Regions from separate parts of the Homo sapiens genome. Here region 2 is linked to region 1. The links are chromatin loops, found by intact Hi-C in ENCODE. Cell type or tissue: CD4-positive, alpha-beta T cell. All regions are shown on one strand. Links, peaks and the distances in the headings refer to the core of each region. The heading gives the core; the rest is flanking DNA. Region 1 holds the start of DIRC3 (disrupted in renal carcinoma 3). Region 2 has its middle 32 kb from the start of TNS1.

Region 1 (15,957 bases), core at 4,249-9,248:
CAGGCTCTCTCTTGTCCTCAAGCTCTGCTGGAAAGTGCTGAAGCCTGGGCCCCACCCCAGAGATTCGGAGTGGGTCAGTCTGAGGTCCAGCCTAGGCAGTGGGAATTTTAATCACTCCTGGGCAACTCTATGTGCAGCCCAGGCTGAAAGCCACTAGGAGCCCTCTCCTCAGATTGGCTTCTTCTAGATCAGGGGTGTGTGTGTAGGCCCATGGGCACCTGTGCTTGGACTGGTGGGGAGCTGAGGAGCGGAGGAAGTCACAGTGGGAAGAAGTCCCCTCTGGACTGGCTTAGATCCCGCCTCGCTTTTTTGGGGTGGGAGGATGCCATCCCCTCCCATCTGGAGTGGAGGCCACTGGTATTTTAAAAATTCCAGGCCTCAAATGTCCCTCCTCCTGCATCCTGTGGGCTAAGAGGGGAGGAGCCGTGGCCATATCTTCATGGGACTCACCTCCAGGGCCTGCGGAGCTGGGTGGGAGGGGACGCCTGGAAGAGGCTTTGCAGGCTGCTTCATTTCAGCTCCACAGGCTTCACAATACCTCCTGGGTGGTGGGGGTGGTGAAATGAAAGTCTGCCGTCCTCTTTTAAGAAACTGGTTTTACTGGGATTTTCCCTGTTAGTTGGTGAAAATGCCTATTTATTAGTGCTTAGTAATTTACAAGCAGTCAGAACATGGGAAGGATATGGCCCATTCTAAAAACACTGACAGTAGGTATAGGACTAAAGACACATCCCCTCACACACACAGAAGCACACGCAAGACATGCAGACACACATACGTGCACAGAGACACACAGACACACGTGCATACACATGCCCACACAGATGCACACAGACACACAGATGCACACACACAAGACATGCAGACACACATATGTACACACAGAGACACAGACACACATGCGCACACAGAGACACAAAGACACACGTGCAAACGCATGCCCACAGACACAGATGCACACACATAGACACACAGATGCACACACACAAGCACACATGCAGACACACAGATGCACACACATACAACATGCAGACTCACACATGGACACACAGAGACACGCAGACACACATATACCCAGGCACACACATAGACACATGTACACACACATGAACACATGCACACAGACACACAGATGCACACACATACAAGACATGCAGACACACACGGACACACAGAGACACCAGACACACATATACACATGCACACACAGATGCACACACATGAACACACATGCACAGAGACACACAGATGCACACACACACGATATGCAGACATACAGGCCCATACATACACACACAGACACACGTACACAAGAGACCTAGTCCCTCGGAATATGCTGCGTCTCCATGCAGGCATCTGCTTTCCTACCTCCTTCTCTCCAAGCATTCTGGTGTTCAGCTAACTGATGAGTCAGTCCCAGGGGTCATGGGGTCATCAGTGGGGCAGGGAGCTTCTCCCACAGTGAGCTGACCCCTGCCACACTAGTTAGCAGAAGGGCGTGATCAAAGGAGGGGAATGTCTCCATGAACTCTGCAGATCAGATCAGCTGCGGGGCCTGGTGCACACTGGATGTGGATGTGGGCAAGCTGGGGTGTGGTAGAAAAGGGTCAGGGCCTCAAGGAGCACCTGAAGGAGCTGAGACCTCGGCCTGGAGAAGAAGAGCTTCAGGGAGGTTGAGATGGGATGCTGGCCTCCGATGTTTGATGGCCTCCTCTCTGGAACAGTCAGCATTCTCTGGGCTCCCCATGTAATAGACGAGGGCCACAGGGAGGCCAGAGCGGGGAGGAGATGCTTGAAATGGAAAGGGGTGCTTTGGGAGGGGTGAGCTCCTGTACCTGGAAATGTTGGGCCCAGAGACTGCAAAAGGCCCTTTCGAGGCTCTGTCCTGGGTATGGCTGCTGGCACATGCCAGGAGACCACCTCATCCAGGTCAAGCCAAGAGGATAGGCATGGCTGGGCCCAAGTTTCCTTATCCGTCAAATGGGGTCACACCTATCCTGGAGGGCTGCATGACCACACAGCACCTAGCATGGTGCTCAGCTTACTGCTGGCCCTGCAGGGCATCGAGAAACATGAGCTTCCTTTCCTTTTCTGGTGGCTCTTGCCTTCTCCGCCATTTCCTTAGGCCTCTGGGGACACTTGGCAGCAGAAAAGGCTGGAGCAGAAAGCCTCTCACATGATATTGATCTGGCCGGCTCTGGACTCCAGACCACAGCGTGTGGGATGGTGGTACAACCGCCTCCATGGCTCCAGCTTTTATGGGGTTTGAAAGATCATTTCTGGCCATCGAGACAGGATGTCCATCTTCTGGGCCCCTCCTCTTAACCTCTGCTCCATTTCCTGACTCCCAGATCGGTTCTGGGAAACCCCCTTCCCAGGTCTGGCCCTGGGAAACCAAGGGGTGCCTGTAAGGTTGTCATTTCCCCACCCCGGCCCTCCCTCAGCCCCTCTTGCATTTGCAGAATCTGACCTGGCTGAACCATCACCCCTCCCTCCCTCAGGGGATTCTGGCTGGTTTAGGGTATCAGGAGCCAAGGCCACTGGGGCATGGGTAGGAGTCCTTGAGGAGAGCAAGAGACCACCAGGAGAAACGGAGCTTTAGCGCTCTGGAGACAGCAGGCCCAGCTTGGGGTAAGTCAATCAACCAATTAATTAACTGATTTGAAAGACACATACTGAGCACCTACTATGTACAGGCACTGTACTTGGCCCTGAGCACCAACAATGTGTTTGTTTGTCTCATGGCACTCCGGGTCTCGTGGGATCAGGAAAAACATATAAAGAATCAGCAAATATATAATCACAGTGTGATCGTGCACTGGAGCAAGGGTGCTTTATAGAGCAAGAGTTTCTAAATGGATCTGGATGCTCTGGGGAGAGCAGAGAAGGTGTCCCTTAGGAAGTGACATGTGCTGAATGTCAGAATCCAAAGGGTGAACAGGAGTTGGTCAGGCAAAGAGGGAAGAAAGGGTGTTTCAGGCAGAGGGAACAGCACATGCCGAGGCCCAGGGGCAGGAGAGTCTTCATGCCTCTGAACCCCACGTACACTCCCTTGATAGCACATTTCACAGTTGTAATTTGACATGAATTTGAAGGCAGGACAGACTCGTGGTTGAATGCACAGGCTATGATGTCAGACTACATGAGTTCAAATTCTGGCTCCATGCCTACTAGCTGTGTGACCTTGGGCAAGTTGCTTGACCCTGCTGTGCTTGTTTCCACATCTGTAAAATGTGGGGTGATAACAGTAACACCTAACTCAGAGGGTTGTAGGAGTTGATAATTTATGTAGGCAAAAACAGCTCAGACAGCACCTGGCAGGTAGTAAGTGCTCAGTAAATGTTAGCTATGCTTATTTATTTATGTGAACTTCTTTTTTTCTTTCTCCCTCACTAGACTGTAAAGTCTGCAAGAGCAAGGCTCCAGGTCTGTATGTGTGAAGTCCCAGCACAGTGTCTGGCCTGTGGAAGACCCTTGATCAATGTTTGTAGAGGGAGTGAGGGGACTGCAAGGTCAGTGTGGGCAAAGGGAGCCAGGGGGAGGTGGGGAGGGTTTGGGGAGGTGGGAGGGTTGGGGGAGGTGGGGAGGGTTGGGCTAGAGAGGCTGGGTAAGCTAGGCAGGGCTTTGCAGGCCACAGGAAGGGTTTGGTGTTTGTAGTTAGAGCAGTGGGAATGTTTGAAGATTCTGAATCAAGGGGGCAGGGGATCTGGTTGGTATTTTGTAAAGATGACTGGGCTGTCAGTTTCAACATCAACTGAACCCCAAGTATATGTCAATGTTATATTAGGTGCTTTGTTAAATGCTATTTCATTCATTTTATAAAATGATTGTGGGAAATAGGCAGACAGCTAAGAAAATGAAAGCTCAGAAGGATTAAGTAGTTTGCTCCAAATCTCATAGCTGGAAAGTGCTATAGAAATGGACTGAAGATCTCTTGTTTTTGTTTTTTATAGAGACAGGGTCTTGCTCCATTGCCCAGGCTGGAGTGCAGTGGTGCAATCATAGCTCACTGCAGCTTTGTCCTCCTGGGCTCAAGAAATTGTCCCACCTCAGCCCCCTGAATAGCTGGGACTTACAGGTGTGTGTCACGATGCCCAGCTAATTTTTTCAATTTTTTTTTTTTTGTAGCAGAGATGAGGTCTTGCTAGGTTGCCCAGGCTGGTCTTGAACTCCCAAGCTCAAGTGATCCTCCTGCCTCAGCCTCCCAAAGTGTTGAGATTACAGGCGTGAGCCACTGTACCTGGCTTGAAGATCTCTTTAGCTCTGTATCAGTTAGAATATTAGTGCAGCTTCTATAACAAAGACTTTGAATTACCAAACACTTAAATGTGGCCATTTGTTTTTGTCTTACTTGTATTATAGCTCTCCCCTATGAAATTAGTCAGGACCCCAGGGCCCTTCAATTTGATCGCCCTGCCATCCTCAATATGTGGTCCATTATGGTTGCTCCAGCTCCTGCCATTACAACTGCATTCTAGTCAGTGAAAAGCAGGAAAAGAGGAAGGAGAGGGCGTGCCCTTCTCTTTAAGGATGTGGTACATTTACAGTATATACATTGTTTCTGCTCAGATCACAATAGCCAGAACTGTCACATGGCCTCAACTAGCTGCTGGGAAATGCCATTTTTATACCTTGCAGCCATGAGTACAGCCATACTTCTGGGGAGTTATTAGTAAAGGAGGAGAGGAGAGTGGGTATTGGGAACAACTGGAAATTTCTGATTCATACTCCAACATGTGCTGGAGGGAAAGATTTAAGAGTTATATTAGATACCATATGGGGAGGGGGTAGCTGAACAGCTTGAGTCCCCCTCTTTCATGGGAAGGGGGGGATGTGTAGGGATGGGTACCAGGGGCCATGTCAGTGTATTGAGATATCTTGACCACTTCCTCCAGTCATACTGCAGACTGGTCCAGGGATGAGTTCGTGACTCAAGTTGGGTCAGTTCAAATGCCCCCCTTGGACTGGAGAAAGAGAATGAGAAAGGGTCTGGGGTTGGGGTGGGTGGCTGCATGGAGTTCTCAACATTATCTCCAGGGAGGTGACTGCCTCTCTGCATGGCCTCTGTCCTCGTGCTTACTCCTCTGCAAGGTCAATCTGTCCATTCCCCTGTATCTCGGGCACAGAGGACAAGGCCTGAGGCTGCAGGGCAGAGCTTTCTATGCTCCATGTGTGGAGTCTAGAGACTGCAGAAAGAGCAGCTTAACTCACAGGGCCACCCAGACTAGACGGTGGACATCTCTGAGGACAACAGACTGGATGACCAGGTGGGCCTGTCTCCAGGCCTTGGTGCTATCTAAGCTCCAAGTGTTAGATACAACCTAAAGTTTCTTGCTAGTGCTGCAGAGAGGGTTGTGTGATGTAGAAAATAGAGACATAGGAATATTGCTGTGCCTTTGCAGGCTGTGAGTCATCCTGACACAGAGGTACTGTAGACAGAGGAGAGTCGTGGGTGGAAGCAGGGGAACATTGCTGTGTAAGGAGAAGGGAAGGAGAGGAGGAGAAGGTCCTGTGAAGAAGACAGAGGTCTCAGAGAGGAAGGAGGAGGACCTAGAAGGGGTGGTGTTTTGATGGGGAAAGGAGCTTTTCTTCTTTTCTAGAAGGAAAGAATGGCTGGTCAACAGTCCAGCCACCACCTTAGGATCAAAGTTAGTGAGCCCCAGAAGAAGGACACTGAATTTGGCCACAAAGAAATCATCCTTGTCCTTTTCTTTGGGAAAAGAGCGACAGCATCAGTAGGGGGCAGGAGGCTGAGGAAGTGGCTTAGCACAGCGTCAGGCTCATGAAAGTCTCACGAGATTTGTAGAGTTGGTGAACTGATGAGTGAATAGGAAGTAGAGACACAGCAAGTATAGACAGCTCGGAAGACCTTGACCCCCACCCACCCCAATCGACGTGTTTTCCTGGGCTTTACTCTTTGCTTCCGTTAGTCACTTTGGCCAAGGTTTCTCCTGCGTAGACGTCAGGATGGCGAGGACAGAGGCCAGGAAGGAAGGAGATGTGTCCCAGAAAGCTGAAGCCCCCTCCTGGGGCAGCCTTTTGGAAGGAGCTTCTGATACCTAACCTGGATCATTCCTGCTGCAGTATCAGCAGGTGTCAGCCGGGGAAGGAGAAGCCTTCTGTGAATGACAGTCCTTCAGATGACTAAAAACAGCTGAACTCTATCCCAAGCAGATATAAGAGAGGTGGAGATCAGGTGAGAGCCGCAGCTGGGTGGAATTCAGGGCAGCGTCAGCGTTCTGTGTGTGCCTGGTGCTGGGTTACAGCCGTCTCACTGCGCTTCCTCTTCTCCGATTCCTGCTCCAGGATCTCACCCTCCCCAGCCTCTAATAACCCCAAATCCTGGATTGGTGTTTGGGAGACCGTGGCTGGCCAGGTAAACAGGGCAGGCCGGGAGCAACAGCAGACACTGGAGGGAGGGAGTCGGGCCCTCCTCTGGATGAGTATTTGGGACCGGCAGGAAGGGCAGGTGGGGGAGGCTGAGTTCGAGGTTTCCCCCTTGGGGTCTCCTCTCTCCTGTTTCCAGTCTCCCCCGTCTCCCTTTTCAGCGCCTCCTCCCTTCCAGCCCATCCTGTCTGCATTTGCCCTCTGCCTTCCCTCCTCTCTGTCCCTCCGTTTCCCATCTCATCTGCCTTCTGTCTCCCAGGCAGCCTCCCCCAAGGCCCCACCCCGCTGAGGCACCTGTAGGCAGGGTTTCGGCAGGAGCTGCTGCCAGTGGTCCTCAGGGGAGGATGGACCTCCCTTTTCAAGAACTTCTGAAAACAGGAGGGGCCTAAACTTGGACTGGGGAGAGCTAAGGGAGGACTTTGGGATGTCCATACAGGCAGGGATTCTGTGACCCTTTGGTTTTCTTCTCCCCCGCCAGTTAAGGCAGAGCTGCCACGGGCTACGGCTCCCTCTAGTGGCCAACTTGGGAACCGCAGCCACTCATTGCCTTTCCTGGAAGCGGTCACAGTGGGCAGTAGGCTGAATCAACTGTCCAAGGGCCTGAGAGGCACAATTAATAGACAGCTGGAAGCCGAGAGTCTTCAGGTACTTAGAGACAGGCTGATTATTAAAAGCTTCAGTACAGCGGTGAGGACGGAGACCCACAGTCTCTGTTCCCATTATCAATCATCCCTCGTGGCGGATTGGACCTGGCCCAGATTTTCTCAATCATTTCTCAATGACCACCACTCAGGCAGTCAGCAGTGGCAGGAGCCAGAGAGCTCCAGGGCTCCAGGGTGTGGCTCAGCAGAAGGGGCACTGGACACAACGGGGCCTAGGCAAGATCCTTCCCCTCTCAAAACCCCCATGTCCCGTTCTTTGGGCCTTTGGGACCTGGGTGTCTCTGGGCTGCCCTCTCACAGCCCTGCATAGCCCATGCCCTAGTGCTTGCTCGCTGAGTCTGCAAGGCCAACCTGTCCATTCCCCTGCAGCCGGCCTGCTGCTTGGCAGGGCAGGTGAGCGCCTCTCCTGTGGCAGACGGTGCAGTGTTCAGCTCCACTGGACCTTTCGGGTGATTTGACCTCTGGAAGTTCTATTCCACTCACTCTTGCTTCTCCCCTTCCAAGTGACTACATTCCTAGAGGTTCTAGCACCTGCGGAGATGGAAACAGCTGCTCCCCATCCTCCGGGATCTGGGTCAGAGAACCTGAAATGCAGGCATCTTTATTTCCCAGACTCAGTTATTAGACTTCCCTCTTTTTCAGAGTCAATGACCCCCACAAAAAGAGTGAGCATGAACATCAACCTTTCTCCAAGGACACCCAGGCTCTGATTTCACTGAACTACCCCAAGTCTCTATGAACGTGGAACTGAATCTGACTGATTGAAAGTAAAATTAAAAAGTAAATAGTCCTCTTTTCCCTAAAAGGAGTGGTAGTGGGTGCTTCTGCAGAGGTAGGATCAAAGCACTGAGAAGCCTATTAGAAAACAAGGACAGTAAAACACTCTCTTTTACCTGCAGGCAGAACATGGGGGCAGAGTGCCCAGGCAGAGCAGGATTTGCCTTCACATCCATCCAATATGGGCCCAAGTGTCAGCTTTGCTAGTTTCTCACTTATGTGATCCCGGACAAATTATTTGACCTCTTGTTGCCTCAGTTTCTTCGTCTATAAAATGGGCCAGTAATAACTAGCTGACAAAGTTATGTGGATATTCACAATTCTGTGTATAGAATGCCGAGCACAGTGCTCATGTGACATGGTGGGAGGCAAGTAACATTTACTGGCTGTCTATGATACTGTTGGGCCCTGCATGAGATGCACAGGATGTCACTTACAAAAAACTCAAAATGGTGGCCGTGATCACTCCCATTTCACAGATTAGAAAACCAAGGCTCGGAGAAGGTAAGTAACAACTCTGTTAGTAAGTGCTGCATAAGGATTCAAATCCATCTCTATCTGCTTCCAAAGACTTTGGGCTTATCCAGAATGGTGTAGATAGTGTGGGGGTAGGAGCATGCTGGGGTCCAGGTCTTGAGATGGTGAGAGGTGACAACGTGCTAGCAGCCCTCGCTCCCTCTCAGCACCTCCTTGGCCTCGGCGCCCACTCTGGCCGCGCTTGAGGAGCCCTTCAGCCTGCCCCTGCACTGTGGGAGCCCCACTCTGGGCTGGCCAAGGCTGCAGCCGGCTCCCTCTGCTTGTGGGGAGGTGTGGAGAGAGAGGCGCGGGCAGGAACCAGGGCTGCGCGCTGTGCTTGCGAGCCAGCGTGAGTTCTGGGTGGGCGGGGGCCCGCACTCGGAGCGACCAGCCAGTGCCGCTGGCCCTGGGCAGTGGGGGGCTTAGCACCTGGGCCAGCAGCTGCAGAGGGTGCGCTGGGTCCCCCAGCACTGCTGGCCTGCCCGTGTTGTGCTCCAATTCTCGCGGGGTCTCAGCTGCCTCCCCGAGGGGCAGGGCTCGGGACCTGCAGCCCACCATGCCTGAGCCTCCCCCGTCCTCCCTGCGCTCCCACCGGGCCCAAGCCTCCCCGACGGGCACCGCCCCCTGCTCCGTGGTGCCCGGTCCCATCGACCGCCCAAGGACTGAGGCGTGCAGGTGTGGGGCACGGGACTGGCAGGCAGCTTTGCCCACAGGCACGGCATTCACTAGGGGAAGCCAGCTGGGCTTCTGAGTCAGGTGGGGACTTGGAGAACTTTTATGTCTAGCTGGAGGATTGTATATGCACCAATCAGCACTCTGTGCCTTGCTCAGGGTTTGTGGATGCACCAATCAGCACTCTGTATCTAGCTTATCTGGTGGGGACTTGGAGAACTTTTATGTCTAGCTAAAGGATTATAAATACACCAATCAGTACTCTGTCTAGCTCAAGGTTTGTAAACACACCAATCAGCACTCTGTGTCTAGCTCAAGGTTTGTAAAGGCACCAATCAGTGCTGTGTCTAGCTAATCTAGTGGGGACTTGGAGAACTTTTACTTCTAGCTAGAGGATTGTAAATGCACCAATCAGCACTCTGTGTCTAGCTCAGGGATTGTAAATGCACCAATCAGCACCCTGTCAAAATGGACCAATCAGCTCTCTGTAAAATGGGCCAATCAGCAGGATGTAGGTGAGGGGTGGTCAGATAAGGGAATAAAAACAGGCTGCCCTAGCCAGCAGCAGCAACCCGCTCTCTGCTTCCACACTGTGGAAGCTTTGTTCTTTCGCTCTTTGCACTAAATCTTGCTGCTGCTCACTCTTTGAGTCCGCACCGCGTTTATAAGCTGTAACACCCACTGTGAAGGTCTGCAGCTTCACTCCTGAAGCCAGCGAGACCATGAACCCATCGGGAGGGAGGAACAACTCCAGATGCGCCGCCTTTAAGAACTGTAACACTCACTGCAAAAGTCTGCAGCTTCACTTCTGAAGCCAGTGAGACCACGAACCCACCAGTTGGAAGAAACTCAGGACACATCTGAACATCAGAAGGAACAAACTCTGGACACACCATGTTTAAGAAGTGTAACACTCACCGCTAGGGTCTGCGGCTTCAAGTGTACCAAGAACCCACCAATTTTGTACACAATGGCAGAAGTCATTGAGATCAGAGAAGAGTGGGACAAGAGGAGGGGTAGCAAGGACAGGCCTTAGAGAGAAGAGGCTCAGGGCCCGTGACATCCTGGTGACCAGCTGTCTCACTGTGCCCTTAGCAGGTGAGGCAACTGATAGTATTGGCTGGTCCAAAGATCCAGTGACAGAGAGTCTAGGACAGTCCCCCAAGAGGCAGACGAAGCTGGACAAGGGCTGCATTGGGAGGAATCCAGGCTGCACAGGGAAGCAGGACCTGAGAGGTAGCAGCACCACTTAGAAGTGGGGATGGTGGGAAGCTGAGGGCCAGCATGGGGCCTTCCTGATCAGCCCAGGGCTGGTGGAGCCCCCAGGATAGCACCAGGGAGTGGTCACCTCACTGGCTCTGGAGAGGCTGGGGATGTCCCTAGCTCAATAGGAGAGAACCTCGAGGGGACGGGTTGGGGGAAGGAGAAGCCTAGAACTTGAGTCAGCCAGATGCCCAGCTGTGGCCCATGAGGCCAATCACCTAGTGCAGGGCCCCCTCCTTCCTTTAGAAAGGGGAGTAGGGGGTCCACCTCCTTCGTATGTCCGCTCTGGTCCTGGGTCGAGCTGTTGGTTTTAGGGATGGCGGCTGTAGAGGCATTGGAAGGGGGATGTCGCCCTCTTGTGGTCGGATGGCTGTGGTGCAGAGGAAGTGCCCATTGCTGCCGCAGGCCTTCCCAGTTGATAGAACATTTGAACTTCTTTCACGTATCAGGCTCCCTTGGTGAGCGATGTCCCTGAGCCGGGGACACAGGAGGCAGAGGGATGGCTTTCTCCGGAGATACTGTGGGGCTCTAAGGGTCCCAGGCACACTGCAATAGCAGCAATGGTGGGGACTAGAAGAATGAAAGGACATGTAGTGAACTCCCAGCTCAAGCCAGGCCCTGGACCAGCCCTGGGGATGCAGGGATGAACAGGACACAGTCCATACCCTCCATGTCCATGCAGGAGACAGACAAGAGGCCAGGAACAATGATGTCCCCAATGCTGTGACGGAGGCACGGTGTTAGGGCCATCGTCATTTTTTCCCTCTGGAAGGATTCTTGAGTAATCCCCCGGCCTCTCTCCTCACCCGGCACCATCTTTTTCATGTCGGGCTGGGGAGTTGGAAGGAAAAATCCAGCAAATCGGCTAGCTCCTTCCATCTGCCCCTTCCCTCAGCCAGCCCCTACCCAGGACGTTGGCATCCCAGTCTCCTCTCTGCCACCCCCGAGGGGCCTGCCTGTGTGGGGGCCCTTGGTCATCCTGCACCGTTTGTCTCCGGGATGGGAGGGTAGAGCCACATTCTCCACTCAGCTCTATCACTAACGTTTTGATTTTCATCTCCCTGACTTTTGGCTGATATCTCAATTGTTTCTGAACTCAGGCACAGGAAGCCTCCTCCAAAGCCCCAGAACAGTGCTTCTCAACCAGAGGTGGTTTTGCTGCTCAGAGACCATTTGTCACAGTGTGGGGTGGGGAGGGGGCATAATATGGGCATCTACTGAGTAGAAGGTGAGAATGCAAAAAAAAATTCCTAAAAATGCACAAGACAGCCCCTCACATCAAGAATTATCTGACCCCAAAATGTCAAAAGTGATGAGGTTGATAAACTCTGACCTAAAGCATAGGGTGTTATGAGGAATTAAGTTAGAAGTACCTAATGCAGCCTTGTTGGGGGAAGGTTGTATGGAGTGGGAGTTCAACGAAGGCATCTGGAAAGAGATAATATCTGATTTAGGCTTTGAAGTGAAGATGAAGATTGCTACGTAGAGGAAGACGATTTTCAAAGTTGGACACATGGCAGACTATCCAGATAGTGTGAACAGAATGTGCCAAGGCGTGGAGAATGAGGGAGGGGCTATGGTCTGTCTGAATGAGACTGTATAGGACAGGAAATTAGGCTGTGGAGGTGGGCAGGGGCCAAGCATGAAAGGCGTTGCATACTTAACTATGGAATACGTTTTTATAAAGTATAAAACAAGCACAAAATGTGTTTAGAAAAGTGCATACGACACTAGTATATAGAAATGTAGAGTGCATTGAATTATCAATTATATGCGACTGTTTCCAGTTTTTGGCTATGATGAATCAGGGCTTATAAACAGTTTTGTACTTGTCTCTTGGCATTCATTTTTGTGAATTTTGCTTTGGGTATAATCCTAGTAAGGGAATGGCGGGGTCATGGGGCGTGCATATGTTCAATTTTAGTTGATATTGTCAAATAATTTCCCAAAGTTCTCGTAGGAATCTACAATCCTCCAATAGTGTAAGAGGATTCTCATTGTTCTATATCTTCACAACACTTAGTGTGGCCAGTTTAAAAAATTTATCTCTTCTGGAGTATGTGTAATGGCAGGGCTTTATTTTATTTTTATCATTTTATTTTTTTCAAAATAAGGTTTGTTGACATGTAATTTGCATACAGTAAAATTTCACCATTTTAAGTGTACAGTCTATAAATTTTTATTAGTATATACATTTGTTTAATAAAAATATATATTTTACCACCCCAAAGTTCCCTTATTCCTGTTTGTAGCCAATCCACTCCTGCCTCCTTTAGTAACTAGTAACTAGTGATATGTTTTCTGTCTTTATAGTTTTGCCTTTTCCAGAATGTCATGTGAATGAAATCATTAAGTATGTAGTATTTCCAGTTTGGCTTACTTTCACTTAGCAATATGTTTTTGAAATTAATCCACTTTGTTTCATGGATAATCAGATGGGTAATTTCAAAAGAGAGATGGAAACTACTAGAAAAATCAAATAAAAATGCTAGAAATAGAAAACACAGTAACAGAAATGAAGAATGCCTTTGATGGGCTTGTCAGTAGACTCAACATAGCTGAGAGAAGAATCAGTAAACTTGATGACAGTGTAGTAGAAATTATTCAAACTGAAACACAAAGGGCAATAAATTGTGAAAAAACAGAACAAAGCATCTAAGAACTGTAGGATAATATCAGTGGGCTAACATATGTGTAATTGGAATCCCAGAAGATGAGAGAGAGGGAAAGGGGAGGGGAGGGAAGAGAAAAGGAGGGAGAACTTGGACAAATTATAGTCAAGAATTTCCCCAAATTAGCAACAGATAGCACACCACAGGTTCCAGAAGCTCAGAGAACACCAAGTAGTAAAAAAACCAACCCCCTCCCCTAAAAGAAAAAATATGCTCAGCTTCTCAGTCCACCACTTCTGTCTCCCAGAATGGGCTGATGCATCTGGAGAAAATCAGATCCAAATGCCAGGCTCACCTCTTTGATCCCCTCCTGGATCTTGGTGTCCTCATTTTTCACTGTTTTGATAGCAACCTAAATATCTTCAAGTTGATGAAAAATGTTATATAGCTTTTCTTATTCTATTAAGCAGGAGAGCCAATTCAAATACTTAGTCTGCTGAAAGTACTGAAAATAAAAATCAAGGCAATCTTTTTTAGTTTTTTTTTTCTGGTTTTAGTTCATTGGGAATTACTGGTCTAATCTAACTAATAGGCTAAGACACATACATGATATGTCTTAGCTAAGATATATGTAATTTATATATAAAATTAGCTTTTGAACCCTTGTAGTAAAAGAAAATAATTTAGCTTCCTTATATTACTTTAACTCTTCCTCCTAATTTAAAGAATAAAAATATGAAAGTCTTTTTTTTTTTTTTTTTTGAGACAGGGTCTTGCTCTATCATCAAGACTGGAGTGCAGTAGTGTGATCATAGTTCACTGCAGCCTCAAACTCCTGGGCTCAAGCGATCCTCCCGACTCACAACCTCCTGGAATTTTTTGATGGTAAGAATAGTTGGCTATTTTTTTCATTTGAAATTTTGCATGTGGACCTCTATTTCTTGTTCATTCAACTCTATATACTCTTTCTTGATTTCTTTTGAAATTATGTATCAAAAACCAGGCATTGATTTTTCCTTTTACCTCTTTTTATCCCCTCCACCTGCATTCTTGAATTGGCTTTATTTTATTTTGTTTATTTATTTTGAGATAGACAATTGCTCTGTCACCCAGGCTGAAGTGCAGTGGCACAATCTCGGCTCACTGCAATCTCTGCCTCCCAGGTTCAAGCGATTCTTCTGCCTCAGCCTCCCAAGCAGCTGGGACTACAGGCACGTGCCACCATGCCTGGCTAATTTTTGTATTTTTAGTAGAGATGAGGTTTCATCATGTTGGCCAGGCTGGTCTCGAACTGCTGACCTCAAGTGATCCGGCTATCTTGGCCTCCCAAAGTGGTAGGATTACAGGCATGAGCACTGTGCCTGGCCTATTTATTTTTAAGTTAAACTTTTTATTTTGAGATATCGTAGATTCACATGTAGCTGCAATAAATAATACAGAGAAATCTCATGTATCCTTTACTCAGTTTTCCCCAGTGGTAGCATCTTGCAAAACTGTAGTACAATAACACAACCAGGATAATTACATTGATACAGCTGAGGTATAGAATAGTTCCATCACCACGAGTATCCTTTTTGTTGCTCTTTTATAACTTTGCCCACTTTTCTCCTACTTCTACACCCTCCTTAATCTATGGCCACTACTAATTTGTTCTCCATTTCTACAATTTTGTCATTTCAAGAACATTATATAACTGGAATCATACGGTAATCTTTCAGGATTGGTTGAATTGTGGTAGTTTGTGTTTTTCAAGGAATTGGCCCATTTGATGTAAGTTGTCAAATTTATATGTGTAGAGTTCATAGTATTTCCTTATTATCTTTTTGATGTCTGCAGAGTCTCTGATGATATTCCCTGTTTAATTTCTGATATTGATAATTCATGTCTTCTCTCTCTTTTTGTCAGTCCTGCTAGAATTTTGTCAATCGTATTGATCTTTTCAAATAATTTAATATTTATTTCATTGATTTTCTGTTTTTTGCTTCATTGATTTCTGCTGACATCTTTTTTTTAATTTTGATTATTTTGGGTTTATTTTGCTCTTTTTCTTCCTGGATTCTCAAGGTAGGTGCTTAGATTATTATCTGAGACTTTTCCTGTTTTCTAATGTATGTTTTTAGTGCTGTAAATTTTCCTCTCAGCAGTCTTTTAGTTGTTTCCACAAAATTTGACATTATATTTTCATTTTAATTTAGTTAAATATATATTTTAATTTCCCTTGATACTTTTTCTTTGACTCATGGGCTGTTTAGAAGAATGTTGTTTAGTTTTCAAGTGTTTGGACATTTTCCTGTTGTCTTTATGTTATTGATTTCTGGTTTGATTCCATCGTGGCTAGAAAATACACTCTGTATAATTTCAAGTCTTAAAAATCTATTGAAGTTTTTTTTTTTTTTTTTTAATGGTCCAGGATGTGGTCTACCTTGTTTTGTGAACATTTGAAAACAAAAGAGTATTTTGCTGTTGTTGCGTGCAGTGTTCCATAAATGTTGATTAGATCTTCTTGGTGAATATGCAGTTGCGTTATTCTATATTCTTGCTTATTTGCTGTCTAGTTTTTCTATTAATCGTTGAGAGAGGAGCATTAAAGTTTCCAACTATAATTGTGGACTTTTCTATTTATTTTTAATTCTATGAGTTTTTGCTTTACATATTTTGCAAGTCTGTTGTTTGGTGCTTGTACACTTAGGATTGCTAGGTCTTTTTGGTAGATTGACTTTTTTATCACTGTATAATGTCTCTTCCAGTTTCTGGTAATTTTCTTTGTTCTGGAGTCTGTTTTATATTATATAGCCACTACTTTTTCTGATTAATATTTATATGTATGATATATATGTTTTCATCCATTTACTTTCAATCTGACTGTATAATTATATTTGAAGTGAGTTTCTGGCAGCGTATAGTTGGGTCAGCATTTTTATTTCTCTTTGCCAATCTTCCTCTCTTAATTGGTGTATTTAGATCATTTACATTTTATTTATTTATTTTTTTGAGGTGGAGTCTCACTCTGTCACCAAGGCTGGGGTGCAATGGTGCAATCTCAGCTCACTGCAACCTCCGCCTCCTGG
Region 2 (15,957 bases), core at 5,909-10,908, 250 kb before region 1:
GCCTACCTCATTCTCCCTGGGTGCAAGACCAAAACTTGGGCAAAGGCACCACTGGCCACAGAGGTTTCCAGCCAGAAAAGCAACACTCCAATCACAAAACTAGATTTATTTTGTAGAAACAAAATAATTGTGATTATTTTTGGTAAAAATAGGAGTGACTATAATAAAGATTGTATTTCAGTAGAAAACTGTAACACACTCATTATCAAATTCTGGTCCTGTTCATTTTTTTTTGAAGTTTTATCTCCCTATAAACTGGATTGAGTCTTGATTTTTCCTGGTTTCACTAAAAATTAAAACTGCCCCTTTCCCGAGCCCTTCAAGCTGAAGCTGGATGATTTAACTTCAGAAAAATCACTACAACAGATCATGTATGAACAACTTTCATGCTTGCTGCTATGGGGATCACTTGGAGAGTTTACCAGAACACCCAACAACATAACCAGAGACATTCAAGCTACAAATGAGGTAAATCCATCAGACTGCAGCTGCCATCCTCATTTCATCTTCTGAAGATGCTTTAAACTCAAATCTAGAAATCTCAACTAACTAGCCTCTGGACTAAAAAACTAAGACCATACTTTGCTCGAAATATTAACTTCTGTTTTTCTTTTGTTTTCATAGATACATACCCTGAGTTCTCTTCAAGCTTGTAACTTAACAAGAAAAACTTAGGCTCATATTGGTAAGAAATGGTGTTTCTATGTTAACAAATCAGAAATAGTTGCCCCAAAATTAAAGATCTTAAGAAACTAATACAAGTTTTCTTTTTAATCAGGCACTACCTCCTTTATTGATTTATTTAGTTGATGAAATTCTGGAAACTTTGCTCCAGGGAATTTTTCAGCCCTTGGATATTATTCTCCTGATTGTCGTTGCCTTTATATCCCAAGTGTGTTGTAGTCTCTCATGTGGTGGTTCCCACCAGCCACTCACTCATCAAATGATTGCCATCAAGGATTAGACAATTTGGATAAGTCAACAGCCCAACTACTCAAGCCTACAAAGACTATGCAATTTTGGATAGTGCTGACTATGTGATTTTACATCCCAGGGTAGCTGTTAATGATGATGGCATCTACAGGACTCTTTGTTCCAGTGACTACATCAGTAGCAGTAACTGAGAATAACGCTATACTGCTTGCTCATACTCTTAGCTTGCTGAAAGGATGACCAAAAAGGGAAAATTGTTAAAGTAAATTAAAATTGAGATCAGGCCTCAGGAATCCCTGAGAAGACAAAACCAGGCAGGACTTACAAATTACCTCAAGCTTGCTTGATTTGAAAACATAAGTGAAACTTAAGCTATTTCTTGTAAATGCCTATATTAAAGAAAAACAAAACTTACCTCAATCATTCAGAAGTAGCCAACAAACTTATATAATAGGGACTTCCCAACAGGATAGACCAAATAAAGCAGCTGTATAATTGTAACCAATCATTTTTTTTTTTTTTGGCTGTACTTCTGTGTCCAACCTATAAAAGCCTCTCTCTTGCATTCCCTCAGTGGAGCTCCTGAACTGCTTCTGGTTTGGAACTGCCCAGTTCATGAGCTGTTGTTTGCTCAAATAAACTCTTTAAAATTTTATTATGTCTCAGACCTAAATATATGGAGAAAGATACTATGCTCATGGACTGGGAGACGCAATACTGTTAAGATGTCAATTTTCTCCAACTTGATCTACAGATTCTATACAATCCAAATCCAAATCCTAGTTAGACATTATACAGAAATTGATAAGCAGTGTCTAAAATTTATCTAGAAATATAGCCAAAGCAATTTGGGGAAGAGTAGGCATGGAGAGTCACTGTCCAGGTTGGAAGAAGACAATGAGGAGCTCCAAGAAAGAGGTCTTTGAGAAAGAAAAATTAATAGATTATCCAATGAATGTGAATGTATTGAGGGAGACATTGGGACTGATGTCATGATAAGTACATGGAACATCCTATCATCAATTCCAGGGAAAACAAAACTTGTACAAAGAAAGGAAGTGTAAACGTCCTTTCAGATGGTTCTCTAGAGAACCATCTCTAGAGAACCATCTGAAAGACTTTGGAAAGCTATTCAGATTGGTTGTAAGGACATCCAGCATCTAGTAAGGACATCCAGCATCTAGTTCTCATTCTATCCTGATTCTACCATTAATAAGTCTCGTGACCTTGAGTGGGGTCTCGTACCCCTATAGATTTCAGTCTTCTCATCTGCAAATCGAGGGACAGAGTCGTCCACCTTTTATTTGCTGCCAGACCTGAGGATCTATGATAAGTCCACTCAGATACACACATTTTAGTATGTTCCGTCCCTACCAGTATTTGCATTTTCACCAAAGACAAAATCTTAGGGCAAAGCAATAAACATCAAATTGGAAAACTGTCAGCCTCTTCCCACAAAAGGGCAAGGTATAAAAAGAGGGGAGGAAGAGGCTGTGGCCTCCTCTTCACCTGCCTCCAGGTATGAAGTCAGAGTTTAGTACATGGTCATAAGGCAGGAGGAGGGCAACCAGTTTATCAGAAATCCTCAGGTCCCACAGAAATGAACACGTTTTCTAAAATAAAGTCAAGCCAAGCTGTCCTACCCCAAAGAAAATCCTAGCAAGCAAAGGTGGCTTCCTTCCTGAGGCCCCAGCCAGGTGTGTCCAACCGTAGGAGCCACAGCTCAGAGATCAGAGTGACTTAACAGTTAGAGGGCACTTGATGAGTAAGGTGAAATAGGGAAACCAAGTCAGACGACACCTCCCTTCTGAGTCCCAACCATGTCTACATCTGGAGAAGAACAGTTAAGTCAAGGGATCACAGACTTGTGATTAGAGACTGCCAGGGTCCATATGACCAAGCGGGGGTCCCAGGTGTGAAGCTGGGGTTGAGGATCCATTATCTGAATTTTCCACTCTATGGATGATCACTTTTATTCTTTTCCTTTTCTTGAATTTATTTCCATTTGTTTATTCCTAAATTCCCTGGTAGATCACCTGTGAAAGCTTGCAACTGTCTGATAAGAATAAAGGGGGAAGGATTTGACTTTACAGCAGAGACTTCAGAAGGAGTCCTCTCTAGGAGCAAATTGGGGGCAATCCAGTGGGAAGGAGGTGGAAGACTGCACTTGAGCTGCGTTTGGACAACAGGCACACAATCTTTACTTACTTTTCAGGCTGCTTTGAGGTAGTCTGGTGGGGATTTGATGGGAAAATGAACGCTCCTTTGCTGCTAGCTACTCTTTTGCACAACCAGTGCCAATGACCAGTTGATTTAAATGGCTCTGAGGCTGGGGGCATAGGCCACTCCCAGAGTCTGGATGGTTAGCAGAGAGACCATAGAGCTGGGGCAGTCCATGAATGGAAGAGCTGGGGTCAAGGTCACTGCTCCCCCCATCTCAGTAATGGAGAACGGCTTCTCTGGGAACCTGCCTTAGCTTCCCCCAGCAGCTAATGTCTGTTCCCTGGCTTGAGTCTTCTGGCACCTTCATCAATTCTCCATTATAACATGAACCCTACTATACTGCAGTGATGTGTTTACAAGTCCACCCTCCCCCAGCCTGTGAGCAAGAATCCTCTTCCATTCATCTTTGTGTTCTCTTTCAGGGACTATAGTAAGTGCTCAATCAACGGTTGTGGAAATAAATAATGGGAGACATTTCTACTGTGATTCATGGACCATGTGTCACCACCACAATTCATTGTCTATTGCTTTTGGTCACACACTCATACCACAGGTATGCCCGAACACACAGCCCACCTGGTCTGCCTGCCATTGTTCCTTCCCAACCATCCTCTAATGGTAGTGTAAATCTTGCCCTACCACAAATGTCAAATTTATCATGCCACAGATGCCTACAATTCTGCCACTGGCAAGCCTATTTTTAAAGGTAGATCATACTCTCCTGCTGGGTTCTCTTTTCATGTATAAATAGTGACAGGAAGTTTAAAGAGACAGTAGCCACTCTCAGTTTGCTTTTACCGATGTTGGTTTATCTTGCTGTGATGCCCCTTCCTTACTCACCGATAGAACCTCCATTGGATGAGGATGGTCTAAACCAGTTATGCAACCGATTGCCCACTCTCCCAGACTTCTTTACACCTAGTGGTGGCCAAGGATATGATTTTTGCTAATGAAGGTCAAGGAGAAGACTGCTGCAAGCTCTGGGAAAGCCCTCGCTTTTCCTACCAAAGAGAAAGAAAGACACTGCTTGGCACCCTCTCTCCCTTTTCTTTCCTTTTGCTTGTGACTGCTAGAGCTGCAGCAACCATCATGGGGCCATGAGGAAAAGGGCAAATGAATCGGAAAGAGGGTAGTCAGCCTTGGAAGTTACTGAGCCCCCAACCAACATTAGCAAATGTTATGTGTAAAATAATACCACCAAAAACCCCTCACCCGCTATGTTTTTAAGCCACTGGGAGTCAGATTTTTGTTACTAGCCGCTGAGGGCACTCTTCACTGATAACATGATCATCTAATTTGGGGTCTTCCAAACTTCCATCATCTCTAAACCACCTTTCACATTTTGGCCATGTCTGCTGAAGTGTAATATTCTTTAAATCAATTCACTTTTGTTAATTTAATTTAAAATGAATATGTAATGATTAAAATGAAAACAGATTCACCATGAATCACCCAAAACTGTGCATTTTTACTGATGGAGCACTTTGCAAAAGCAAACTCAGCTCTGTCTATGTCTCTGATGCCCAAATTTCCTTCTTAGTTGCATCATCATAATAAACACAAATAAGATGTTTAACTATGGCCATTTCAAGACATATTGTCCACAAATAATTGCTTTTTTTTCTGGTGTTTTTCTGAAAACTTTTTTTTTTATTCAAGCAGCTGTAATTCTAAGGTGTTATGTGTTCAAGGAGATTCATGGAAAGGACTCTGATAACTTTCATGGAAAGGTTTTTGATAACTTTAAGATCATACCATTGGACTGGGTAAGAATTTCCATAACTCTAAGGAAGAGACTGACGCTATCATGAAACTTAACCAAGATCAAGAAGAACAAAGTAATTACATGAGGTTAAATGAACTGAGGAGGATAATGTTTTTTATGAATTTTTATTTGAAACTTTGCTGGTTCTTTAAATATTTTGTTTGCCATAGTTTAGGAAACTGTTTTTTTCTTTTAAACTATCTATAGATTACAGAAATTTGGCCAAATGTACTTTTGTGAACAAAAGTGGAAACACTTACTTTTTCTCCACATAGGATCCTTCCAGAATTCAGAAACTATTTGTGAGTATTCTTGTTGGTATGGTAATATAGTGATTTGCTTCTGTTCTATAGGAATCGGTTCTCTTTATAACAGGATATATTGACAGTATTGGGTATATTACTAGGGCATTGACTGGGATGTCATATTTGAAAATGTCCAGAGAAGGAATCTATAGGTATTGCTGGTGAAGTCTGAAGTCTGCCTTGGTTTGGCTTTCTAGCCTCAAGAGGTTTTAAAAAATCCAATTTGAGATTTCCTATCAAAAGTTCCAACAAAGCAAGCTTTAAAAGAAAACCTCTGTGGTCAATTGCTATGTTTGCTGCATTTATTTAATTAGTCAGGCTGTGTTTGATGAGGCTAAACTTATTTTGCAAACAAATTAGTCTTACTTTGATTATCTTTGGTAGAAATGAGAGTGAATGTAGAGAGAAAAATTATGTTTCGGAAGAAAAATTATAGTGTGCCTGTTATTAGATTGTAGCCCTGCTCATTGTTTTTCAGTTTATTATCTTTTTTTTTTTTGAGACTGAGTTTTGCACTATTGCCCAGGCTGGAGTGCAGTGGTGCTATCTCCACTCACTGCAACCTCCGCCTCCTGGGTTCAAGGGATTCTTCTGCCTCAGCCTCCCAAGTAGCTGAGGTTACAGGCGCCTGCCACCACGCCCGGCTAATTTTTTGTATTTTTAGTAGAGATGGGGTTTCACTATGTTGGTCAGGCTGGTCTCGAACTCCTGACCTCAAGTGATCCGCCCGCCTCAGCCTCCCAAAGTGCTGGGATTACAGGCTTGAGCCACTGCACCCAGCCTCAGTTTATTATCTACCTGTAGACTGGACTGGATCTTGATTCCTTCTAGATTCCTCCAATCCAATTTTCTCCCATGGAATTACAAAGAACAAGAACTGCTCTGTTCCTGAAGCCTTATAAGCTGGAGCTGGGCAACTTAGTGTACATTTCAAGGGAAAACCTTCATGCCTGATGTGCGTGCCACACAGAGTTTCACCAAAATACCTGATGCCATAACCAGAGATATTTAAACTGCAAACCAGAGTGAGAAGTTGATGACTTCACGCTGTGGACAGCTTTCCCCAAAACACTGAAGAAGACTCCTCATCGTGGTGAATCTCTTACCTCTCTTAATTTCTCCTTGCTTATGTCTACCCCTTTCACTTGGCAGCATTATGCTGTAATTAGGATTTCACAGCCAGTAGCTTCTGTGGGTAACTTGAGGGAGTGTTGGTTCTGTCACATCAAACCCAAAGTTTTACGTCATCTAAGAGATCCGTTAGGCCACCCAGTGGCTGACTTTAGCAGCATCCTTAACTCAACTGTTGGTTCAAATTGGAACTGTGGTCCCTTTTATAGAGTTAGACTTCTAGACTCACTCGTTCTCACCCCCTGTTTTAATTTAACCCAGTCGTAGGATGCTAGATAATGTGATTCCTTGTGACTTGGACTGTGAGCCCAGGAAGAACCCTGAGTCTCACTGCCCAACTCTCTCCTTACACAAAGGAGGATGCAGAGCCTCCTTTGTGTAAAGTCCAGAGAGGGAAAGACTTATATCTGGCCACACAGCAAGGGAAAATCCCAGCTCTATTTTGTAGGCCAGGGTGTGAAGATGATGGTGTGGCCTCCACCGATTGAGCAGTCCCTGGGCGACGACACTGTGCTAATTGTTTAATATCTTTGTCCCATTCAATCCCCACATAACCCTGGGAGGCTAGAGGGGAACCTGGGGCACAGAGAGGGTAAGTCTTTTATCCAGCATCACAGAGGTTCCCAGGATTTGAACTCAGGTGTGTGTGCCCACAGGGCCTGTGTTCTGGGCCCTGACTTGGTGTGAGCAGCCCCGTGAGGGTTCATGCCATGTGGACACTAGGCTGGGAGTGTCCCCATGTTCCCCATGGAGGGCCCCCAGCCTCACCCGGGTACTCATCCTCCTCGAGACACCCACTCATCTTTTCCTGGGCCCCAGCTGAATGGAAATGTGTGTTCTTTGAGGAGAGGTTGCAGAAGTAAAGCGCGGCCCCAAGGCTGGAGCTGAGCAGATGCTGCGTGTGTGGGGGGAGCAGGGTGCCTGGTTTTAATACTGCCTCTCTCCTGGGGGATCTCATCCTCTTCTCCTCCCAATGGATCCTGGGGCCCAGACGGGGACACTGTGGCCCTGAGAGCAGGTGGCCTTATTCTGAGATCCTAGAGTCAAGACCAGGCATGGAGCGGAAAACCCAGGTGTCCTGCCTCCCGGGCTGTGGCTGCTGGAGTTTGGGGTGGCGTGGCAGTGGTACAGCAGTGGGACACAGTGGAGGGAAGGGGAGAGGGAAACGGAGGTAAATGAGGGAGGTGGCTGGGGCATGGGATTCAGGGAGGACGGGGTCAGGAGCCCAGAGACCTGGGTCTCCATCCTGGCCTGGCTACACACTCACTGTGTGATCTCGGGCAAATCACTCACCTTCCTTGAGCCTCAGTTTCCCCACCTGTAGACCAAAGATTGGACTGATGGTCTCGGCAGCCCCTTCCAGCCCAGATCCTGTGTGAAATCCATGAACGGCTCCATGTGTCTCCTCCTCTCCCTCGTCTCTGCCAGGCATTTTCCTCCCCTGGCTCCTGGCATCACACTCCTTCTATCCCCGTAAGTTCCAGGGGTCTCCCTGCTACTCACCCAGGAGAGCCTGGCTGGCTGGGGCACGACAGCGCGGCTCTGCTGCCAGAGTCCGTCCCTAGTGACTGCGCAGGGAAGAAGTGGTAGAGGCAGGATCCAGGGCGCTGGGGCAGAATGGTGAGATGGGGGATGGGTCCTCTCAGGCCCACCTGGGGTAGAGTCACCTGTTGGCCAAATGGGGGCTGATCCATTGTGGTAGCTGGGACTGCTGCTAGTTTCCTTTTCGTTTTCAGCACCTGCTCTTGCTTTTCTTCCTTCTCGCCACCAGGGGGCACAGGGAGGCCATGGAGCTCCGCAGCTGCTATTCCTGTGGTTGTCTCTTCCGTGTCGCTTGGTTGGGCTGTGAGGCAGCGCTCCAGAGTGGGGAGGGGAGGTCGAGGGCCCCACCACGCTCCTCCTTCCTGTCTCCACCTCAGTCAGCTGAGGCGGTCCCCCTGAGTGCTGGTCATCAGTGCCGACCCCCCAGGCCTGATCCCATTCCCAAAAGGATGGATGTGAGACCACCAGTGAGATCCTGTGCGCAGCAATGGGCCGGGCGGGTTTCCCCGGTGGGCTGGGGTCCCCCACCCTGGCTGTGCTCTGCCTCCTTGAGCCTGGGGTCTTTCCATGCCGGGTCCTCGTTTCTCCAGGCTCGGCTGCTCCAGGGGCTAGTATTAGGGAAGTGGAGCAGGGGCCTGGGAGGACGGCTGTTTTCACAAACCCCAGGAACCGCATCTAAAAACCAGCACAACGGATGCCCGAGGGTTTCTATCCTCGGCTCCGTCCTGCACCTATATCCCCCATGCGGAGGCTGCTTCCCCCATCTCTGTCCCTCATCTCTGCCTCTTCCTCATTGTCTGCCTTTATCTTCTCCCTGTCCCTCTGTCACGTTCTTGGTGTGTTTCTCACCTTGCCCCCCAAGTCAGACTGTCTGAAGTCCCTGTCCCAAGGACTCCACCACTGCCGCCCTCCCTTCTCCCCTCCCTGAGGTGGGCTTCCTCACTGGCTGTGTTCGGGACCTGTATTGCAGACCCTTATCAGGCCCCACAGTGGGGGCTCCTGTCGCTGCTGGACATAAAGGCAGGGACTCTGTCGGGGCCAGGCTGGGGTCGTTGCTGCTCGCCTGCCAATGTCGCAGGCGCTCTGGGCTGAGCTGTCGCAAGGGCTGGGGGCGGGCCGGCTTCTGGGGCTCCCGCGTCTCCGCCCCTGCCCGCCGGGGCGCCAGGCCGGATGGGCTGCACTGTGAGCCTGGTGTGCTGCGAAGAGCTGCGGCCCGGACCACTCTGCGGTCCCCAGCCCCCGGGGAGTCCCTGGGTCTCGGCGCGGGCTGAGTGCTGGGAGTCCGGGGGTTTGGCCTGTGCAGAGAGAAGGCAGCTACCGCTTCAGGTAGGGGCTGCGGGAATGGGTGAGGGACGACGCCCCGAGTCGGGAGCTGGCGGTTGGCAGAGCCCAGGGCACCTGACACAGGTTAAGTAGCCAGCCCAGGACGGTGCTAGTCTGCTTGGGAAGTGCGGCAAGGCAGGTGGACCAAGGGGGAGGAAGGACCACGACCGGGTGAAGGGGCCTCCAGTTGGGTAGAGGGCTCCCCTGGGTCTCTTGTGCCCTTGGGAGGAGGGTGATATAGGACCTGACCCCTAGAAGGGCAAATAGGTTGGGTGAGGTTGGTTTAGGAGTCACCCAGGAGGGGCAGGCCTGGAGTGCTGGGGCAAGGTAGGGAAAGAGTTAATCTTCCTCGAGCTGGACCAAGGGGCAGCTCTGGCAGTGTCCCTTCATTTAGGAGGACTCTGGAGTTAGGAGGGTGGGGGCCCCACTGGAGCAAGGACTTCCCCAGGATGGTGGGGACAGGCTGGCCTCTCACCCCTGCCTTCTCTGTGCTGGGTAAGTCTCAGAGACTAGCAAGTGGGGAGCTGACCTGGCAGTGGGGACAGGTCTGAGCTGGGAGGCAGGTGTCTGCTCTGGAGGAGTCTGCCAGGGAACCATCAGGCCTGGGATAGGTGTGGTGCTGGTTTCTTCCTGGGAGAGTAGGAGGAGGTGTTTGGGGTCACCAGGGATGGGTAACTCCTCTCTAGGTCCCTGTGACCTCAGGACTCGCTGTTGGTGGGTCTTCTTTCTTCACCCTGTGTCCCTGCCTCCCCACCTCCCACACAGCCAGCTTTGACATGGGGCAGGTGCCTGTTGGGCCAGGTAAAGGTGGGCAGGGACAGGGACAGGGAGTGGGGCTGTGATGGAGGGAGGAGCCGGGGCTCTGGAGGTGGATGATCAAGGGGAGAAAGAGGGGAGGGTGTGTGTGCCGGTGTGTGACAGTGGCAGGGAGAGGGATGGGGACGAGTGTCTGCATCAGATGAGCTGGTTTCTAAGCGGCCTCTGGAGAGAGCCTGGAGCTCGCCTGTGACTCCCTCCCTCCTCTGTCTGTGGGGATCAAGCTCCATCCCAGCTGCTGTGCCCTGACTCTGGCTCCAGTGAGGGTTGCTGCTGCTCGGGGCTCCCCCCTTCAGGGGTTTAGGGAAGAGCAGCCTGCACCCATCACCTGGGGCCTCACTAGAGGAGGGGTGATACCCTCGTTCTTGGGGCAGATAAACATCTCCTGGGTGCTGATCCCCTCAAAAGCCAAGAGTCAGTGGCTACCCAGACATCTGGGCTGCCTGCCAGGGCGCACCCACTGCCAGTCCTGCTGCAGACACACCCCCCATTCCTGCCCCAGGCCCTGCCGTAGGCCCAGCATCTCTCTTTGACCACAGCCTGAGCTCCTGCTGCCTGTGTCCACACCCAGCCTCGCTATTCTCCTGTCCCCTCAGCACAGCCCTCTCCTACCCAGGCCACATCGCCCCCTTCCCCTGTCATGCTGCCTCCTCCTCCACAAGCAGGCTGTCCTCCTCCTTCTCCTGGACTGCCTTGTCCCCCAGGCCCCATTGCCCACTCCTCTTTCTCCCCTGGCCAGCATTTGGCTCCTGCTCCTCCCCTTGGCTTTGAGAGGGTGCATGCCTTGGCTCTTAAGCCTCCAAGTCCAGCTCTGGGTTGTCAGTGCCTGCAGCTGTGGGCCCTGCCCCTCCCAGGTGGCCTCTCTAGGTCCCACAACTGCCCTACACCCTGAGCCCTCCTATGGTCCCACATGTCAGCCTCAGGAGCAAGAGGTTGGGGCTTGGCACCCTCCTGAGTCCTCCAGCCAAGCCTTCTGGGTGCCAAGGGGCCTGGCGGGCATCTCCGGGTGCCAGTCGTGCCTCCTTGCTCTCTGCTGTATCCCAGGACAAGTGGGTGCTTGTGGATGGGGCGGGAGCAGTGGGGAGGAGACTCCTGGCTGCTGTTGCCTCTTCCGTTTCTGCAGTCAGCTCTTCTGGGCTCTGCTTCTTTCAGCCCGGAGAACTACTGAGGTTAGACGTTCTCCTGGGGCCTGGTCCTGCAGCCTCCCCTGCATTCCTGTTGTGGGGCCTGCAACCCTTTTGGAAGTTCTAGGATCTGGTCTGACTCCCTCCCCCATGGGTTGGATGACCTCCTCTTCCTCTCTTTCTTGTTATGTAGAATCAGAGACCCCAGAGCTGAAAAGGATCTTAGTGCTTCTGAGCCTTTTGAGGACACAGATCCCTTTGAGAATCTGATGTAACCTATGGGTGCTCTTGCTAGGGAGAAGGTGCACACACACACAGACACACACATACACTCATACACACAGGCACACACACACTCACACAAGACACACTCATACACACAGACTTGCTCACACACAACACACACTCATACACTCACACACACAGACATGCTCATACACACATGCACACACACACTTATACACACAGGTGCACTCACACACTCACACAAGACATTCATACACACACAGACATGCTCACACACAACACACACTCATACACTCACACACAGACATGCTCACACACCCACACTCATACACAAAGACACACTCACACACTCATACACGCTCACACACAACACACTCATACACTCACACACAGACATGCTCACACACTCACACTCATACACACAGACACACTCACACACATACAGACACATTCACACTCACACAAGACACTCATAGACATGCTCACACAACACATACACACACACACACAGACATGCTCACACACACTCATACACACAGACACGCTCACACACTCACAAACACACACATACACTCACACATATGCTCACATGCTCACTCACATACACACACATACACACATACACTCCCACACTCACACTCATACATACACTCATACACACAGTTCACACACATGCTCACACACATACACACTCATACTTATGCTCACACACTCATACCCATGCTCACGCATACATGCATACACACACGCTTACACACAGTCTCACACACACACTGACACACACAGACACACAGCCACTGTGCAAACATACACAATGTCATATATTTCTTCAAGCCCCACTATAGCCCTGATTTATCCACCCCGTGTATTTCAAAACAGCACACTGAAGACCAGAGGGGGCGTCCTCAGTGTGACTTGCCCAAGGTCACACTAGAAGTGAGTTTCAGTGCTGGGACCACATCCCAGGAGTCCTGGGTCCAGACAAGTGAGGGTTTCATCCCCAGATGCAACTTTTGCTTTCCCCAGAGGCTGCCTGTAAGCCAGATGCGCTTGGCCATTCATTTATTCAACACTGATTCAAGCATTTTTGAGCATCTGCTATAGGCCAGGCATGGAGCTTGGGGCTGGGGATAGGGCAGAAAGCAGACAGCTCGGGTCCTTGCCCTCAGGGGGTTGTCAATCCAGTGGGAGAGATGGAACAGACTGCAAACAAGTCATTGAGCTGACTGGAGACAGTGCTATGGAGGCTAAGTTCAGGATGTGATGGGTGAGGATTCCAGAGGGATTGCACCGGGAAGGTGAAGGAAGTGACATCTGAATGAGGAGCTGAAGCAAGAGCAGCTGGGAGGAAGAAGCATTCCAGGTGGTTGGAGCAGCCGACTTGAAGGTCCCAGCATGGAGAAGAGCCGGGACCTGTTATAGAAGTGGACAAAGGCTTTCCTGGCTGCTCCTGGCTCCCCGGGAGCCCTAGCACACATGCTGTGTGTATATGGATTGGGAGGGAGAGAGTCAAAGCAAGGTGCCTGGGAGGCAGGGCAGGCAGGGAGGTGCCCGGTGGTCAGAGTTAGAGACGGTCAGCCAGGGAGAGGGCTGAGTGGGGCCATGACTAACTTGGGAGAAAGGACTGGACATGGAGATGGCTTGGATGTGGACGAGGAGCAGGAGGAAGTTGAAAATAACCCCTCTCATCTCACAGAGAGGGTGGCTGTGAAGGCATTTGTCTGTATTAGTGTGTTGAAATATTTCCTAAACACAGAAAAGTGTACAAACTTCCCACTGACTGAACACACGCACGTACTCACATACTTGGCATGCAGAGTCTAGAAACAGAACAGTGACAGCTCTCAGAATGTGCCTCCTGCCCCTTCCAGTCACTAATCCCCCTTGGAGGGCAGTGCGCAATCCCGACTTCTAACCACAGGGAGTTACTTGTTCTAGAATGTCTAATAAATGAATGGCACTTGTAATCAGTGGAGCACATCATATGTATTCTTTTGTGCTCAATATCATGGTTGTGAACTTTATCTATATTCCTGGGTGTGGTCTTGAGCGTTCCTTCTCATTGCTGGACAGCGTCCCACTGTGTGAAGACACGCTGTCCATTTATCCATTCTGCTATTGACAGGCGTTCGAGTCATTTCTAGTTTTGGGCTACTGTGAGTAGCACTGCTAAGAACACTTTCATGCATGTGTTTTGAAGATCATGAAGCCAGATTTCTGTTTGGTATATGTGTCCCTCCATTTTGATGATGTCTCTGGAAGACCCACGTGTCTCGGAATCAAAGGAATCATTCAATGAAGGGAGAACTTCAGCACCTTGATGGGGGTGAGGGATGCCTTGGGGATGGGAGAAGATTCTCTAGCATCCTCTTATGTCCCTTTGTAATGATTCTTCTCAATTCACTTGCCCCCCGGCCTTGTGCCTCAGGAGGGAAAGGAGAAAGAAGCTCTGGAGTCCTGCATTGGAGTGGGGTGGGTGGGGGTCCACCGATCACCTCTCTAAGTCTTACTCACTCTCTGGGGGCAGGCCTGAGTCCCTAGCAGGGGCAGGAGGGCGTGAGGCTGAAGATAGGGCTGCACCCTCTATTTGTTTGCTATTTCCGGAAGGGAAAGAAGCCAGCCACTGCCTCCTCGTTTGATGTATGAACTTGCCCAGGGCTCCTGGCACTGGGACAGAGCCTGGTGCCAAGGGCAGGCAAGCTAAGGCAGACCCCAGAGGGGCCGCAGCCTGTGAGTGGGAAGTATAGGCTGCCATCTTCAGAGAGGCCAAGTAGTGGGGAGGAAAGGGGACCCAGGCTATGCTTAGGGGCCAGGTCCCCTTGCTGACTGTCCCAGCTCTGATTTTTAAATTCACCTCCACCCCCAAGACCCCAGCCTGGTGCTTTTGGCCAGCCCTTCTGCCTCCCAGCCTGAGTAGCTGTAAAGCCCAGAGCAGGAAGCTGCAAATCTACCCCAAGGATAGGGGATGGAAGACCCCAAGCTCTAGGGTCCTTTTCTGGCCTGAGATATGAGAGTGCTGGGTGCTTCTGCTGCTGTCTGTTTAAAGTGTGCCTCCCCAGTAAGCCCATGAGCCAGGGTTTTCAGGCCAGTGCCAAGCTTTAGTGAACCTGGTATCCCAGGCACTTAGCAAAGAACCTGTGACATCTGGATACTCAATAAAGGTTGCCCAAGGGATGGCTGGATGAATGGTGAGAGGTGGACAGGTAGAGACCCCACAGACAGGAGAGAGAATGCAGATAGGGCAAGTGCAAGAGGATGGTGGTGATAGGCCCGGGTGGCCTGCTGTACGGGGTGGAGCTGTTCTGTCTGGGAAATAGAGGTCTCCCCTGGGCCCATCTGGGCCTGAGCTTCTCTGGGCACCCAGCAGGAGGGTGCAGGTGTGGGAATGGGGGGTGGAGTAAGGCCAGTGGGGGCCAGCTCATGCATGGCTGGAAGTCAGATAAGAATGTGTGCAGGGTCAGGTGAAGTCAACTGACAGAAGGACTTTTTGAGGTTTGAAGAGCATGAGAAAAGACTTTAGAGCCTGGTGACCAGCTGGGGCTGGCAGAGGTGGCAGTCACCAGGATGCTGGAAAGCGGTGTCCTCCAGGCCAGCTTGTCTGGGCCTTCCTACCAGCATCCTTTCCCAGGAACTTCTGAGCGTTGCCACCAAATCCTACTTTACCCACCTCTTCCTGCCATGGCTGAAATTGAGAGGGGTCCAGTGTGGCCTGGAGAGTATCCTGATTCCTTAGAGTCCTCTGGCCCAGCCTGCAGTCTGCAGGGCCTCTGGCCTGGAGCCTCTGGGTGGATGCTGGCTATGCACTGGGGAAGCCTCTGAATCCTCACCTGTCTGCTCACCTTTCAGCCCCTCTGCCTTTCTGCTCATCTCTTCCTCCACTCATCTGCCACCTTCTCTTTCCCTATCCACCCTCCACTCCCACCGTCCCCTCACCTCTGCCAAGCCCCATGCATACACATGACATCTCTACCCCAACCTCTTCTGGGAAGTCAGTGCGGGAGGCAGAGGGTCCAACACATCACCCTGAGACAATGTGCCGAGGGCTGTCACCTGTTTCTAGAGCAGGGACTGACCTGTTCTGCTTGGGACAGTCTGGAAAGCCCTCCCAGAGGAGGCGACACTTTGAACAAGTTCTTAAAAGTTTCAGCAGGAGTTCACCTTCCCAGAGGGAGGGGCAAGGCCATTTCAGTCAGGTGCAGAGGTGCTAGAAGCATGTGGCCCCTTCAGGGAGTGGAGTGGTTAAGTGTGGGTGCAGAGTAGGGTCGGGGGAGAGGCAGGATCAGAAGCTGGGAACGAGGTGAGTCTACATGCAAAGGGCCTTGAATGCCAAGCTGAAGAGTTTGGGCTTTACACTTATCGTGTAGGCCGTGGAGTCCCTGAAAGGCCCCCCAGAGAGGGACCGATGATTTAAACTATCCCTGGCTCAGGGTGGAAGACGACAGGGGGGTGTAGGGTGACTGGAGCAGCTGGTGGGTGTCCTCACATGGCTGGGCCAAACAAGAATGAGCGTGTGTGTGTGTGTGTTTGTGGGGTGGGGTGCGGTACAGGT

The links. A loop is a pair of places that touch in the nucleus more often than their neighbours do. Peaks named below come from ENCODE experiments on the same cell type or tissue, not always from the same donor. Only the 100,000 strongest peaks of a DNase experiment are listed, where the experiment ranks them.
Region 2: a loop joins it to region 1, with 8 times the contacts of the local background. A loop is called at or near these places in 86 of 110 quality-filtered maps.

What each region holds. Positions count from the first base shown.
Region 1 is chr2:217,780,323-217,796,279 of GRCh38, reverse strand. DIRC3 (disrupted in renal carcinoma 3) reads left to right here and starts at 5,837. Exons shown (of 13, transcript NR_186301.1): 1 at 5,837-6,196; 2 at 13,659-13,774. RefSeq lists enhancers at 10,665-10,714, 10,540-10,834. In CD4-positive, alpha-beta T cell, for the core only: CTCF peaks have their summits at 6,712 and 6,914 (motif pointing left); DNase peaks (open chromatin) are centred at 5,799, 6,325 and 6,889; H3K4me3 peaks cover 1,442 bases; H3K27ac peaks cover 527 bases.
Region 2 is chr2:218,027,088-218,043,044 of GRCh38, reverse strand. It overlaps a transcript of TNS1 not described here and a transcript of RUFY4 not described here. Among named protein-coding and RNA genes, the nearest start is that of TNS1, 32 kb to the right of the region's middle. RefSeq lists enhancers at 1,154-1,413, 6,710-6,799, 7,655-8,187, 8,188-8,721, 10,840-11,396 and a silencer at 7,812-7,861. In CD4-positive, alpha-beta T cell, for the core only: a CTCF peak has its summit at 8,101 (motif pointing right); a DNase peak (open chromatin) is centred at 8,194; H3K4me3 peaks cover 1,287 bases.